Linked DNA regions of Homo sapiens: region 1 is linked to region 2. Evidence: chromatin loops called from intact Hi-C (ENCODE). Cell type or tissue: IMR-90. All regions are shown on one strand. Links, peaks and the distances in the headings refer to the core of each region. The heading gives the core; the rest is flanking DNA. Region 1 holds the start of LOC729254 (hCG2045843). Region 2 has its middle 110 kb from the start of NABP1.

Region 1 (8,338 bases), core at 210-8,209, 230 kb after region 2:
CTATAAGGAGACACATTTTCCAGCAACTAGAGCATGTGCATAAGCTTTCACCATGAAATGGTAAGCTCTGCATTACTTTACTGTTCATTGGGAAATTGAGAGCACACTTGCAGCTCTTGTGGTTTTATCTTTCAGCAAAAAGCATCACAACAAACTAAAAATTTCCCATAACATATATTAGGTTTAAGCATATGAAAATGCTGCTACTCAATCATTTTTGACTTACAAAAATGGCAATTTCATGTGATTCAATCTAATGGAAATAGAATAATACCCTGGAGTAGAATATGAAATCTATTTTAGATCACTGATTGGAAGGGCAACCCTTAAGCTGTTGCCATCCATCTTTATGTAGGCAGTGTGGGTTGCATAAACCACAAAGTTGTATTTTGTTCCTGGAAACTGCTAAGAAGACTTGATAAGAGAAGAGCTGCTATTCTAAGAATGAGCTTTTCTTCCAACTCGATCAGTTTATTTTTTTTTCTTTTTGGGGTTGGGGGAGGTGGCACCTCCTTCAAAAGTAAGGATATATCTCCAGAATATCTTAGTTTTTGTTTTTGTTTCTGTGTGGCTTTTTTTTTTTCCCAGGAAGCCGCTGTTTATTTTGAATCTGTGTTACTTTGTTGGGAAATTAGCTTCCTACTTTTACAATCAGGGAAGTGGCTGCACTTTCTTCTATTGGCTCTATTTACTCTTTCAAGTATCTTGGGGATCTTCTAAATTTTAGCATTTTGGGATATTTTTCTGTTTTATCCATGATGTTTATAGTTTTCTACACTATTAATATGTATATTCTTGACCTCTAGCTTTCTGGAATTTGAAAGTCTCAATCTCTTTAATTTGGTCCCTACTGTTGTCCTGATATTTTTAGTTGTCTTTCATGGGCATTTTAAGTTCTAGCTATACAGACACCACTCTATTCTCTTTACTTTCACTCTGTAGTGGCTACTCTTGCTCCTTCAGATCTAAAGAGCATCCTTGACTTCTCCTACACTAGGTTAGGCACACTTGCAATGAACTCCCAGAGCAAAATATACTTCCCAGATCATAATGCTTTCCTACTATCTGTTTTTTTTTTTAATTTTACAAATACTTGATAGCACTTTTTTATGTGCTGGACACTTCTTTAAGGGCATTACAGTATTAAGTTATTTGACCTTCACAACAAATATCTGAGGTAGAACCATTACTGTCTCGATCTTATCAATGAGGCTAATGAGGTACAGTGAGGTTAATCAACTTTCCTAAGATTTCAGCTAATCAATGAGGGGGCAGGATTTGAACCAGGGTGTCTGGCTCCTGACGTCCTCTTTCCCAGCCTGTTTGCCACCACATCCAGCTGGCTCTTACTTTATGCTGATTGCCTGTTTAATGGTAATGTCATAGGCCCCCTTTCTCTCTAGCCATCATGTCTATCTCAACCACTGTCTGCCTCCATGAGATGGAGACTTTGTTCCCTGTTGAATTCTAGTACCTTCTAAGACAATGTTTAACACTTAGTTGGTGATCAAAAACCATTTTTTTTAATAAATGAACACACATATGTTTCTGTAAACAGTCAAGGATGGTAATATTTCTAAGAAGAATGAAATAACTGCAACATCTTTTAAGTGCAAGTCAAATGTGAACCAGCTATACTGGAGGAAAAGGGAACTTACCCTGACAAGCAGTATTTTGAAAATTTCAAATGTCTAAAAAAGATTAAAGCTAAAGGGGATTTCATGGTCGGTATCAGACAGTTCAATTTGAAGCAAAGCTGTTGCTATTCAAACTCTCACCACTTCCAGCCACAGGAAAAAGCAGACGGTTGTGAAAGCTTGCAGGCTAGAAGGAAATTCTAATTTTTTGGAATGCCCTGAAGAAGGAGGTAGAGTTGTAGACTCTGACTACTTTACTATAAGACTGATAACCCTGAAAAAATATAAAAAACACATAAAAGAGGGCACGAGCCTGATTAGAGGACCAAGTTGGAGCTGTGTTATCACAGGTCCTCAAGAAATCAGCAGGGCCAGAAATGAGGCAGGCTGCAGGCAATTACAGATTGTCATTAAAGTTAAAAACATGACCCACAGCACTGTTGCTGTATCGCTTTAGGCTACTAAAGCTCCATGCTGTCAGTTATGACACAAAGCACGGGAAAGGACAGTCAGAATTCTATGCTATTTCTGCATTTTTTAACAAAAGTAAAAATTTGTACAATTCTCTACAATTAAAATAAGTAAGCATGGACTGATTTTTAGAGAAAGACAGGAAACAGAGCAGAGGTATTATATCTACTTGAAAAATCGCATTCAAAGGCTACTTCCTCATTGTTTGGGTTTGGGTAGTAATATAATCAGCAACAAGGATGATTTCGTCCAACTGGTTCTTCTTTGACAGTTTTCTAAGTCAAGAATTGCAGAAAATAGACAATGTTGGTATTGTGTCTGATGAATTAAAAAAATGAGTGAGGATTATAACCAAGTAAATAACACTTCAAGTAGGTGTTTAAAGTAATGTGTGGAAAAAAATCACAACAATAGAAAGGCTTAGATGAAAGAAGATTGAATTCTGAATGAGGGCAGAAGGATTAAGTGAATGTCAAGAAGAACATCCCAGTATGGATCCATTCCTTGCACAACAATTGAACCCCTTACTTCACAATGTGGTAGAGCTTAATTTAACTTAAGAGGGGTAAACGTGCTAAATGGAAATGATTTGGTAAAGAAGGAAGGATTTTTAATGCCAAGGACAAAGCAATTTGTAATTTGATTTTTAATCTGCAGACGGTAGGTAGTATCAAGTCATCAAACAGTGCAAAGAATAGGCCACTAATTGAAACAGAACGTGGAGATGTTAATGAAATTGATTAGAAGTGACAAAGCAGCTGGATTTGTCAGCATTTCAGCAGATGGAATAGCTCTGATTGATGAAATGACAAGGCTCTGAAACAAAACTGAAAATTAAATGTACAGCCAGATAGTCCTGGCACCAAAAATGTACAATTGCATAAAATTTCAGGAGCAAACTATAAAGAGATCTGGAGAAATGCTCCCAAATGATTTACAGAATACAATTATTTATCACTTGGCTCAAATCTGCAACTTCAGATGACTGGTAGAAGTTTGAGAGTTGGTGTAGCAAAGTACTTGATGCCATTGCTTGGGTTAGATGGCAGTATCACACGTAACAGGACTGCTTTAGAATGACTGTCACTTCATTCTAATTTTGCAACCACTACTCCATAGTCTTTCTTATATTACATGAATGCCACGTTTTCCTAACTGTGTTCCTTAAAGCACTAGGGACCCCATGAGACGCTAAAAGACTCCGTGAAAAGAGTTTTTGGTCAAATAAGTATATTGTAAGTATGAGTCACTCTTAGAGAGTCTCAACACACATTAGCATAGCAAAGGCAAAGTCTGTGGTAAAGTGGGAATTTCCTAAGCTCCCATGCCTACTTAAATGAATTTTTAAGAAGTATCTATAGTATTTCGGAAGGACTATTGCTCTTTGGAGTGAAGTTTGGAAAATATTACCTTGGTAGCTCAAAAGCACTTATTGGCCAAGCACTTTACTTACTGCATTCTGGAAGAATGACTTCAGCCCTGAAAAGAATCCACCTTTCCATGAAGCAGTTTGCATTACAGTTGAGACTTCAAATATGTTTGAATGTATTTGGAAAGACGTTGCCTTGCTCTTTCTGCTTATGTTTGTGCAGATCACAGACTCATTTTCTGTCGATGATCATAGACAGGCTGCAGTTCTGTTATGCTGAGAGTATTTGTCTAGTGCCTAGTTTCTATTTCAGGTGGAAATTCTGGGTAAGGAAAATGACTCTAGTCACAAGTGCAAGTTGTGTGGTACATAGGAGCATCTCTTTAAGTTCTCTTTTAAAAAAACGAGACATCTGATTACATCGAATGTTATTTCCTTCTCTTTACACTATTATTTTTAAAGTTAAAGCACTGGTCTGAAAGGAAGCTGGGAATATTTCCCTATATTCATAGAATAAAGCCAATTTTGAATTACTTTAATTTAGAAAGTAACAACGTATGTGCCACAGGACATTTTTGGAGGGTGGGTCTCGAGGGATGAAATTAAGCAATGATTGTTTCAGACATATTTTTAAACGTTGGGAATTCAGTGAGCACTGAAACAGTTCTCAAGAGAACCATTTCAGAATTTAAAGGAATGTTCTACAACTCAGTTAAAACCACTGCATCTTCTGTCTCCTTAACTCTCTGTGATCCATTTACACAAGGCAACCCTGAAAATCATGATTTTGTGAAATATTTAGCTAAGGGTGCATCTTTTACAACTCTTTATTTGGGCATTTTAACCATGACTGTTTACAGACCTGTGACACAGTCTCATAGAAGACCGCACTGTTTGGATTCCTAGGATCTCTCTATTCTGTCTGCATCAGCCTGATTGCAGCATATCTTCTCCTATTTCATAGCAAACTCACTCACTGTCCTAGTTTTAGACATTTTATCTATAAGTGAACACTCTGTTTTTGAAGTGATTACTTCTGCTGTCCTGATTTTTCCCAAGGCTTTAATCTCAACAATTAAAGTTGAGATTGAGAGTAAAGCAATCAGAAGTATACTCTTAAGAAAGAATATCTCAGGAATGGGATTTAGTTAATGAAATATTTTCTTTGGTTTCAATTTTCTTATAAAAGAGAGTTTTTCCTGTATTTCTTATAATTAGGATAGATCTTATCTTTCCGATATGACTGGATATAGTTTATACAATGTCAGCAGTATCTTTCATTGGTGGTTTTATTTATTTATGAAGTTTTACTGGCAGAACCAGGAAGAATGCTTCACCTTGGGCTTGTTGGGACTAATTCATGGATAGCCATTTGGAGGGAATAAGAACACTGAAATTTTGGATACTTATACTACTTAAATTTGTGCTCATTTCAACTCTGTCTTCTGGGCAGGAGTGAGACAAACACAGTTTGATCAAGTTGTTCATTTGTTTCACATTCCTTTTTCGTATAAGAGAGCAAGAAGGAAAGTGGGAGGGAGATGAAAGGCAGACATTTGAACGCTAATTTACATGCGTTTCCAAGATCTTTAAATTTCTAAAGCTGAGCTATGATTTACGTATACATCAAAGTTCAAGACATTGCTTGGCTTTAAGAAGTACAGATTGTCATTGGCTAAAATGGCAAGAAAAGCGGACCCAATTTAGGATAGAATCTGTCTTATGCTCTGGTGGGCAAGTCTTCACCAGACTCTCCCCTGAGGCTTGGGGAGCAGAATAGTGGCACACTATTGGTTACTGCCTCCAGAGACTGTGAGATCCTCATTGAGACTCCAGTAACTGTAGCATGTCATTGGTTACTGCCACCAAGAAATGTCGGATGTCCATCTCAGTGATCCTGTTGGGGACTGACCCTTTGGGGATGGTCAGTTGTTTTCGTTTGTCTTGGGAAATTACACACTCTGGATGGCTTAATAAAAAACAACCCAAATATAAAGATCACAATAGAATATATGTCTCTACAAATACAGTTTTCCAAAACCCAGAACTGAATGACTTTAGAGTTGTAGGGCATGTCAGGACAGAGTCAGTGTCTGGTGTCCTGAGACTGCCTAAGCAGGGACATTTCTCTTGGTATGTGACAAGCTGTCACTAGAAAGTGAACCGTTCCCCTTTATTGGTTTCTAAGAGTTTGGCCCTTTAGAGAGTTTCCTTATCTAATTGAGCTTTTGGTGACATATTTTATTCTCTCAACAACTTTCACAGGATGAAATATTATCTTAACTAGGTCAGCCAGACCTTCCATGAACTAACTCTTTCTTGCTGGATACTTTTATCTTAGGGAATGACTGGAATCCTGAAACCTGATTCTGCTCTGCTGTGGAAAGAATGAGCACCTCATATATACCATCCTCACATCTTGGGCAGCGGGTTGCTAAAAACCATAGCTGTGTGCCATGTAAAAACTCGAGGCATGGTGAAGTAGAACTAGCAGTTTTGGAGTATTTTGGAAAGACTGGTTCACTTGATTTCTGTACAAGTCTTCCTCACTTTCTTTAACCATAGGAACTGCATATTTTCAGGTTTGAAAGATCCTTAAATCAGCTTATATGATGAAGACTCACTGCCTGTCGGAAAATCCCTTCCCTCTTTCCTGAAGATGTACTTGAGGGTGTCTCCCCATTCTCTTTTCTTTCAGCATTTCTTTGTTCATTATTTTTTCCCCATGCCAGCCACCTTAAATTCTTTTAGAATTAATTCTTTATAGAATTAGAATTCTTTTCTGGATTATGACAATGGGAGTAGAAAACAGTGTTATTCAGTGGACCTTTATCCAGAGAACAGGCAAGAGAGGAGATAGATTGGGGAGCAGGGAGAAGGATATGGAAGAATCACAGGCATCTAGCCTCGACCTGGAAGAAAGGCAGGGTAACAGACCATGTAGGATAGTCTGGGAGAGGAATCATAGTTGGGAAGAGGATGACGAGCTTAGTATTGGATGTGTTGCATTGGGATTGTCAGGGGTAAACTGAAATAGAGACACAAACAGCCTAATGTCAGAAGCTCAGGTTCACAAGGCAAAATTTGTGAGTGTATTAGTTTCCTACAGCTGCTGTAAAAAAAATTATCAAAAATGCAGTGGCTTGAAACAATACACATTATCCTCTTATAGCTTTGGAGATCAGAAATCTCAAATGAGTCTCACTGAAATTAAGTTGTCAGCTGGGCTGCATTCCTTCTGGAGCCTCCAGGGAAATAATTTGTCTCTGTGTCTTTTCCAGCTTCTCTATGCCACCTGAATTCCTTGGCTTGCAGCCCCTTCTTCCATCTTCAAAGCGAGTAGTTGAGTGTCTTCAAGTATTTCTGATTGTTACTCTCCTGCCTCCTTCTTTTACGTATAAGGATCTTTGTGATTACATTGGTCCCACCAGGAAAATCTACACACCTGCAAAGTCCCTTTTGCCACGTAAGACAACTTATTCTCAGGTTCCAGGAGTTAGGACATACACACCTTTGTGGGGGTGGGGAGCAGTATTCTGTCTACCACAGGAAGCATTTATATAGAGGTAATAATTAAATTTAACTTTTTATTATTCTCTATGCCCAAGAGAATGTGGGTAAAAAGAGAAGTCCAGAGTGCTAAAGAACAAGACTTTCTCATCGTGTTTTCCCATATCCTCTTCCTGTTTCTCTTTTCAGTATCAGGGTTAATTCTTGTCACCCACTGTATTTCCCTCCCCACTCTTTTAACTGCTCTCCAGTGTCTTATCAACAAAGGCTTCAACTCTGGTGCTAAAAGAGAGTGATTTCATTTTTTTAAGTTAATTTTTACCTGTATACTTGCAAAGCACTAGAATTTTCTTTTAAATGCAAAGGGAGTCCTTATTTTTATTTTTCTAGTCTTAGTGTTATCTTCAGTCATATCTGCTTAGGTTGAATTTCATACAATAACATTGTAGTTGCACTACTGCTAAGTCACTCACATATAGTTCATCCTTTTCCTCCACTTAAATAATGAGAAACTAATTATGTTTTCAATAGTAGGACTAAACTGCTGTGCTATTGACAAAGTCTTGATTGATTTGAAATATGAGAAAGCTGATGCCCTTCACTGAAATAATTGGCTTAGACTCTGGGGAGTCCACCTGAATTTAACTGTTGAAAATGCTTATTGAGTGCTGGCTTCCCAGTGGGTCCTGTGCTTGGTGCTGCTACACACTTGATCTAAGAGGCGGTGTGCTGTAGGCTGAGATACCACTTAACCTGTGGCAGCAGGGTGTGTGAGCTTTGGAGTCTGCATCCACTCATTTGACCATTGATTTTTTTCTTCAGTAAACATTGGAGTCCCTCTGATGTGCTAGGCATCATATTAAACCTGAGGGAATAGAATATTGAATAGACCATAGTCCCTAGTAATCAAGATACTTCAGTGATTGGGGTGAGTGGAAGAGACCCACAAGGAAATAGGCAACTATATTACACCATGATAAGTGCAGTGCTGTGACAGAGGGTGGTATACCTAGAGTATCATGGGGACAGATACAAGAAGAATCCAATCCAGATGTGGGGTTCCAGGGAAGGCTTCCTATAGAAGGTAATATCTAAGTTAGTCCTCCAAGGCCAGTAAGAGTTATTCAAGCAAATACAAAGATGTGGAGAGGGCATTATGATCCTTCCTGAGAGAAGTGCTTTCAGGTGGAAAAGATGAGGCAAGATAGCAGGTTTGAAATTCCTACTCAACTATTCTGGATATCCTTAAGAAATTACTTAAGCTGTCCAAGATTGAGTTCCTTCATTCTGTAAAATGTAAAATGTAAAATGAGCCTAACAGTGTCTCAAGGACTTGTCAAGGACATTGTGG
Region 2 (8,338 bases), core at 146-8,145:
AAAAAAATCTATTTGGGAAACCAAATTATAGATCATATATTTTGTAGTGAGGGAAAAAGAGACTCCTGTACACTGCTCATTGGAATATAAATTGAGACAAGTTTTCTGGGCGGCAATGTTTTATTATTATGTGGAGCCTTTCCATTGGACAAGCATAATGGATTCCTCATTTGTGTCTCCTATCATTACTTAAAAATGTATTTGGTGGTGGAAGCTTCCCCTACTCACTGGCTGAGAACTTGGATGCCCCTCTGTTCTGCTTGCTCTTGGGGAGTAGATTGGCCTATGTTCTAAGCCACAAATGCTGGCTTGATTCAGAAATTAAGAGTATACAATCCAAGCTATTAATCAAACTTCAGTCTTTTTTTTCACAGGTAAGACGTTTCCTTTCCTTGTCCCACCTGAGGTCTGTGTTCAACGGGGCACCTGTTCTTTGCACCGTGGTTTTGGTCACCTTCTCTCACTCCTTTCTTTCCCTCTTTCTCCTTGTTAATTGCATCTTCTGGCCTCTCAGAGGATGGGACACAGCAAAGGAAGAAGTCACTAAGCCTGTGGTGGGAGATACCATGCTCCCCTCTCTCTGGTGATGGGCAGGCTGTCACAGCATGGCTTAGCTGAAGACATCACCTCCCAAATCCACTTCTTCCACACTCAGCACTTGTTTAGTCTTTGCCTGAGTGATCTAAAGTAGAAAGCCTAGCTTTTTTGTCTATCTTTTGAACATTTTGTTCAGGCACCTAACTTCGGTGTGGAACATCTATTGCATGTATTTTACTTTGTGTGTGTCTGTCATGTATTTCCTCAGCCTAAATTCCTAGAACTGGAGTTGTTATGCTCATGAGTGTTAGTAAACCTAGCAGTTAAGAGTGTGGGTTCTGGAGACTATTGTTTCCAAGTGGCAGGGTCAAACTTTAGTTTTAACATCCTAAAATGTTGTATATGCATTGAAAACTTTAAAGGTTTTCATAACAACAGCAAATACTTATTTGGAACTTCTACTAAGTTTAATTTTTCAACAATCCTATGAATTATGTGTTATCATAATCTCCATTTTGCAGATAAACCAAGGCAAAGAAAGACTCAACAACTTGCCTAGAGTCACACCAATAGAAAGGAATAAATCTAGGATTCCATCCAAACTGTCTGCCTCCCATTCTAGGAAATCAGTCTGAGGAAATAGTAAGATACACTAAATAATATAGCTGGATTTTAATTGCAATATTTCTGATAACTTGAAAAAACTGGGTACAACTTACATATTTGATAGTAAGAGATTGATTAAATAAACAGTGGTATCTTAATATGCTTGAATCCAAAGACTTTAAACACGTATTTTAGAGGAATAGTCACATACGAACAATGCATAACTAATGTAATTGCTCTGTCACTCAGGCTGGAGTGCAGTGGCACGATCTCAGCTCACTACAACCTCTGTCTCCCAGATTCAAGCGATTCTCCTGCCTCAGCCTCTCAAGTAGCTGGGATTACAGGCATGCACCACCATCCCTGGCTAATTTTTGTACTTTTAGTAGAGATGGGGTTTCGCCATGTTGGCCAGGCTGGTCTTGAACTCCCGAACTCAAGTGATCCGCCCATCTCGGTCTCCCAAAGTGCTGGGATTACAGGCGTGAGCCACAGCGCTCCACCAACATATATTAATTTTATTAAAAAACTGTTAGAAATACAATATAAAGAAGTCAAAATGGGAAACTGGTTTGCAAGAGAAGATTGAGTTAGAATTGAATTTGAAGTGAAAAAAATCTTTTTAAGAAGGTGATTGGTGAAATGGAGTCAGAACAAAAAGTTGAATAACCTTAAGGATGGTCCATTTGAGCAGTTAAATCCCTGAAAACACTATTCCATTAGAGGGTGACATTAGCCTGCTATCTTCTTGACACAATATATGACCTAGAAAGATTTGGGGAAGAGATACAATTTTGAAATTTCTTTTTGTTACATAAAGGCTACATTTTCCATCTAAAATGCTCTAGTTTCTTCTAGAGAATGCTGATATATAAAGGGGAGGAAGATAAAAAATTTGAAATAGAAGTTTAGCAAGAAAAGAAGATAAGTTTGGGAAGACTTGTAGATAGAGCATGAATAGAGTGCAGTTTGATGTGGTGTGGTTGATCGCAAAGGAATCCCAATGTTGTCTGCAGTGTGGCTTAGTGTACCCTGTAGTCATAAAGTTCATATCCATTGAAAACATCAGGACTAAAATAGGTGTTTCATGTTAAGACCTGGACTTGGCTCTTCCCAGCCAAAAGCAGGTGGTCTTTGTACCATTCATCGCTTGCCATTTGCAAAACTTTGTAAGGTACATTTGGGGATAGTGGGGGTGGGAGGCAGGTGGCGGTATATGCAACATTTATCAAACCTCCAGAGTATTAAGAGGAAAGGTGGTTTCAGAAAAAGAAATCCTTTACATTTCTTCCCCATTTTGACAAAATCCAAACTAAAGCTTCAGTTATGTAGACCCTCTCAGATCTGATATCTTTTCAGGATATAAATAGTACATGTAAGAAAGGAAGTAGGGTAATTATTATAAAATTAGAGAAATATATTTAGTCAGTCAAAATCCTGAGCTGCTTTGCCATTTAAAATTGTGTGTAAAGTTTAGAACTCTCGTTGATCGGACTGTATCATAAAACTGAAAGTGTGGAGAACAAAGACCTCAGAATTCTTGCTCGGCTTTAGAGGATCATGTTCAGGGAGAGGACTCTAATTGAAATGAGGAGTAGATACCAATGGATATTTTACTGTCTATAATGTCAATTGTACAGTTTTGAACTCCATTGTGGGGAATGTCAATGGTCCCTCACTCGTCCAGGGTAACCAAGAGATGAAGAGTTGAGGGGAAGCACTGTGGTGCGGCTTATTGTGGCTGTTTAGTGGTGGTATTTCCTGGAAGGCAAGTTAATGGTGAAATGGAAGGCCCTTTCCTTTTATGTCCCTTTTGGTCTGATATTTTCCATTGTTGACTGCAGGTTGAAATAGCTCAAAATAAAAACCAGAAAATAAAAGCTGCAAGTAAAAACTTCATTTTGCCTATGCCAAATAAAATAGAAAAACTGGACTTCTGGCTTTTCAACATCGATTGCTGTGGGTACTATGGAAGATTCTTCGAATCAGGCACTTCTGGAGAAATTCATGATATGTAATCAAGAAATAACCATAGCCTAGAAGCTGATTTTTTAAGGCGAGCTTCCGTGTTCGTGTTTTCTTCTCCCCTCCTGTTTTGGAGGATTAGATGTAAATGCTCCTTTGTAAAGTTACCCCATCACCTGTTCTCTTTAGCCCATCCTCATGTTTCCCACTGACTTTTATCTCTGGCTTCTCTTTGTCCATGGGAGCTTTTTTCTCTGCCCATAAACATACTCAAATCTACTTTTTTCTTTAAAAGCAACCATCCATCCAGCCCAGAAAACCTTCCCTCAATCTCCAACTCTTTTACTGCCTCTCCTTATCTTGCTTGAAGTCTAAATTCACAGAAGTCTAGTCTGACTTTTTTTCCTATGGCTTCACCTTTCACTCTCTCCCAAGTCATTTCCAAACCAGCTTGCATAGTCACCTCTCTACTAAAGGTAAAAAATGACCTCAGATATCCCATTTACATTCTTTCTGAGTTCTGAGGCATTGACATGTGAATCTCTTCCTCTTTCTTGGAATTCTCATTCCTGGGTTTTGCTTTTTCTTAGTCCTTCTTGCTGGCCCAATCTTCTTTGGACTGTCCTTGGAATCTGGTGTTTTCCAGGTTCTGCCCTCTCTCTCTTCTCTGGCTTTCAGATAATAGCGTGGCATTTATTCATTTCTGGTACTATGCTAAAACCAGAGACACAAGGATGACTAAACATCACCACCTATTAGGAATCTTTGGACACATTAACATTCCAGAGCCTCAATTTTCTCATATAAAAATGGGTCATAAATACTTCAGGTCCAGACCTACATTTGCAATTCCTCATGGTGCAGCCCTGGTTACGAGCCTAACGTGACCAAAAACAAATGCTCAATATCCCCCTTGCACAATCTTTTCCTCTCTCAATAATTCCTCCCATGGCTAATGGCAGTAACATTTCTCTAGTCTAGACACAAGCTAGAAACCTGGGAATCATCCTTTGTTTCCCTTTCCCTCAACCTCTACATCCAATAAATCTCCAAGCCTACCACTTGTCTATCAGAAATATTGCTTTAAAACCTGCCACTTCATTGCCCCACCCAGACCTCATCATTTCTCCCCTGGCCAATACTACCGTAGCCTTTGTTCTCCTTTCCTTCTTCTAGGTTCTACACCGACTCCAAAATTCATTCTCCACAATGCTGCCAGAGTGACTGTTTAAAAGTAATACTTTGATCACATCTTATCTGCTCTAAAAGACTTCAGTGGTTCCTGCTGTCTATAGGATAAAGTTCAAGCATTTGTAAAACACTTCCTGTTTTGTCCACAACCTCCTTGTATGGTCTCACACTGAGTCCTCCTTCCTTTACCCAGTCACCTCTTATTTTAGCCACAAGGGTTACTGCACTTTCGCCAAGAGGAGTGAGGTCCCTGTGCTACGGTTTATGTTGTTCCTTCTGTTTGCAGCACTTTTCTCCTATTCCCCCACATGGGGACATCCTCCTGGATTTCAAAACATGTTCCAAAGTCCTCTTCTTCCCCGAGGCCTTCTTTGAGCCTTCTCTGGAGGAATAAGTCCTTCTCTATTCTTTCTGTGCTCACACAACTTTGCTTCCCTGTTCTCTTTGCCACCTTATCAGATCGCATTCATAGATGTGAGGGTTATCTTATCTGCTTATTGAGCAAGGACTGCACCTCAGGCTTTTGACCATCCCAGGAGCTTATCATGGTTCCATGGCCAGAACTCAACAAATATGTGTAGCAAGAAGCGAGTAATAAAAAAAAAAAAAAAAAGAAGAGTGCAGAATGCCAGCAGGTCCAGGGTTATATGGCAAAGCCAGCCTTGTGTTGGTCTGAACACTAAAGCAATGTTTCTTTTTGTTACCAGCAGATCCCAGAATATTCACCACTTCAATCCTATATCCTGTGACCCTCAACCTAGAGTCAAAGGAGCAAAGCCATGAAGAGAACCATTTTGTCCACATGGGGGCAGCACAGGCACTTCCACAATCGTATCCGAGGTCCCCAGGTTTCTCACCTCAAGGGTCCATTTATAGCCAGACCCAACTTTTCCTTGCCTGAGGTCCAAACTCAAGAGGCTTCACGTCTCCTCCGCCACCTTCTTCTGGGCTATAGAAGGCATTAATTTTAAGGTGATTTTAAAAAACCATTTATGGAGGTTCATCATAAATTGCTTGCCCCCAGGCGCTGGAGTAAGTTTCAATCATTCACCGTGTTCCTGAATAATGAAGAAGCTTCTCCACCGAAACAACGCTATCATACACCCAGACGGGCAACGCCTTTTTCTGTGGGTCCCTAGAAGTGTTTGTTGAGCTCTAAGGGGAGTCAGATCCAGATCTCATGCTCCCTGGAGTTTATGCTGGTTGGAGTGGGTGATTACTCCCAGGCCCAGGGGTAGCACCAGCATACCTAGCATCCACAGTCATATTAACTTTTCCACAAGGATTTTCTTTCTACTGCATTCCTACTTTTAAGAGCAGGCAGCCACAGCTGTGACAGTTTGCCATTCCTCTCCACTTGTTTCCAATAATGCCTCTTTAGTTACTTTGTGAAAAGATTCTCGACTGAGATTTTTCTTGCTTTCTATCTTCTAAAGTGTTTATTACTAGAAGATTCAACTTTCAGATTCTCTGAAGAAAATTCTTTCCTAGGAAAGGTAAGAGGTAGAAGAGGTAGCTAAAATTAGTTTCTTTTTTGGCTCTGCAAAAGCAATTGCAGCAATGGCAATAGTTGGCTGCAATAACTTAACAAATGGCTTCAGAAATGAGCTCTTCACTGGAATTTGAAAGAGCTCTCAGTGAATCCTGTTTTATAATTACTGCCTGATTCTAATGGGACACTCTAAAGCTTGAGTGTCTCCCAGTTTCATTCCTCAGGTGAGCCCTCTGGTTAACTTTGTCCAATTTGACACATCGGCACTGAACTCTCACCCGCAGTTTATGGGCTGATGACTGTTTAATTACACCTGCCAGCCTTCAGCAATCTCAATGATTAAGAATTGCAATACTGTGTCCTATTAATCTGCCTGGATTCCTTTCCATCTAAGGAAGTCAAAGAGTTTTTTGTTAATTTTTGATATACTTAGTGGAACTTGATAGAGAGCGTCAGAAGAAAATAGAGTTAAGAGGATGGTAATTGACCTCGCCAGGATCATTCTAAGTCAGCAGCAATTGGGGTAAGAATTTGGAGATTTGGGCAGCCTTTTTTGTTTAGTTAAAATTAGCTTTGGCCATAAAATCTAAAGCACACTATCATTATACAGGTTCGACTTGTCTTTGCTGTGTGTCTGCATATATTCATGAAATACTTCACCTCCACAGTTAGCACTTTCCATCTCTAAAATGCGGAGAGCAGGTCGGGCACGGTGGCTCATTCCTGTAATCCCAGCACTTTGGGAGGCCAAAGCAGGCGGATCACCTGAGGTGAGGAGTTCAAGACCAGCCTGGCCAACATGGTGAAACCCCGTCTCTACTAAAATACAAAAATTAGCCAAGTGTGTTTCTCGCTCCTGTAGTCCCAGATACTCAGGAGGCTGAGGAAGGAGAATTGCTTGAACCCTGGAGGTAGTGGAGGTTGCAGTGAGCCGAGATTGCAGCCACTGCACTCCAGCCTGGGCGATAAAGCGAGACTCCATCTCAAAAAAGAAAAAAAAGTGCAGAGAGCACAGGAGAGCTGGACCAAAGTTTGCCTACAAATTTCCAGTAAATCTTGGAGATCTTCATCTTTTCCAAACAACAGGACCCACCAAGATTACAGAAGAGTCTGTGGCTAAGGAATTTAGAAATAGAATGTTATAATTTATACTTTTCCTAAGAAAGTCTTTGTTGTAAATAAGGTTGCATACTCCATTGACATGGAAAGAAAAGGGGAAGGAATGAGGAATGTCAGTGATCCAGAGTCTAATTAATGTTGCCACCAATTTTTGCATAATTAACAGTACATTTCTATTCTTTAATAAAATTGATAAGATTCTACCAAGTTCATTGTTTCTGAAAAGTTGGGAAATGGGAGGTGGCCCTGGGGGTAGGGAGGAGAAAGGTGATTATGCAAGTACATGCCTCCCCCAGATTGATCAGGTAACATGCACCTGCTAATGGGGATAAATATTAGGAGATGAGGAAATGGATACAAGTAAATGCTTTCTCCAAAAACAAAGAAACCAAACTAGTGACCATAGGCAGAACTTGCTTCTAATGTTTGCACTCTGATACTGAAAGGTAACTGGACCTATGCATAAAATGTGACACCAATCTGATCATCTAGGTAGCCTGAAGATAGTATGTATTTTGGGGAGACTATTCTATTTCTAGTGCCCTGGAGGATTTCCCAAATTGTTCAGCTAAATGTAGGTTTAATTACCTCTTTACCATCACCACTCCATTACTGCCTCTGAATGATGACTTTGTGCATTTTTCACTTAAGGGTAATGAACTGCTCTCTTAATATGGTTCCATCATTCAACTTTGTTCTAGGGAGTTTCTTTATAGACAATTTTTATTTTAATCAGAAGTGAATGGGACTATTGCCTTTAAAGTGGACCATCTGTGGGTTTACCAGGAAATTTATTAACTTTGATCTTTATTCAATTTAACTTTCTGCCAGAGCTTCCAGTAAAGTTCTTTCAAGCCTGCAGAAAGCAGAGCTCAGAGCTCAGAAAGTGGGCTCTGTGGGAGGGGGAGAGGGGAGGATAAGAGAAGGGAGTGTATGGATACAGACTGCAATCCCAGTTTCAGCTGAGGTGGCAGTGGGGAGCTGGGAACATTATTCTGGAAGATCCTGGAGCAAGTCCTCAACTTGACTCCAGTTCGAGACTCCTCTGGGCTAGCAAGGTAATATATATGTATTTTTTTAAGAGATGGGCTCTTGCTCTGTTGCCCAGGCTGGAGTGCAGTGGAGCCCTCACAGCCCACCGCAGCCTTGAATTCTTGGGCTCAATTGATCCTCCCGCTTCAGCCTCCTGAGAAGCTGGGACTACATGTGTGTACAACCATGCCCAGCTAATTTATTTTTATTTTTGTTTTTGTTTTTTTGTAGAGATGGGGGTCTCATTCTGTTGACCAGACTGGTCTTGAACTCTTGGCTTCAAGTGAACCTCCCACCTCAGCCTCCCAAAGTGCTGGGATTACAAGCGTGAGCTACCGTGCCTGGCCTAGCAAGGTAATTTTAAACAGACACTGCCTTACCAATGATACAGCCTCA

The links. Peaks named below come from ENCODE experiments on the same cell type or tissue, not always from the same donor. Only the 100,000 strongest peaks of a DNase experiment are listed, where the experiment ranks them.
Region 1: a loop joins it to region 2, with 4 times the contacts of the local background. A loop is called at or near these places in 9 of 110 quality-filtered maps.

The regions. Positions count from the first base shown.
Region 1 is chr2:191,786,517-191,794,854 of GRCh38, forward strand. It overlaps LOC105373812 (a long non-coding RNA gene), which reads left to right. Exons shown (of 3, transcript XR_923718.3): 3 at 5,819-5,937. LOC729254 (hCG2045843) reads left to right here and starts at 6,324. Exons shown (of 5, transcript NR_157850.1): 1 at 6,324-6,405; 2 at 6,759-6,943. In IMR-90, for the core only: no CTCF peak of the experiment used is centred there; DNase peaks (open chromatin) are centred at 3,395 and 4,375; H3K27me3 peaks cover 181 bases.
Region 2 is chr2:191,561,348-191,569,685 of GRCh38, forward strand. No RefSeq gene overlaps it. Among named protein-coding and RNA genes, the nearest start is that of NABP1, 110 kb to the right of the region's middle. RefSeq lists an enhancer at 2,657-3,856. In IMR-90, for the core only: CTCF peaks have their summits at 5,100 (motif pointing right) and 7,900; a DNase peak (open chromatin) is centred at 5,114; H3K27me3 peaks cover 246 bases.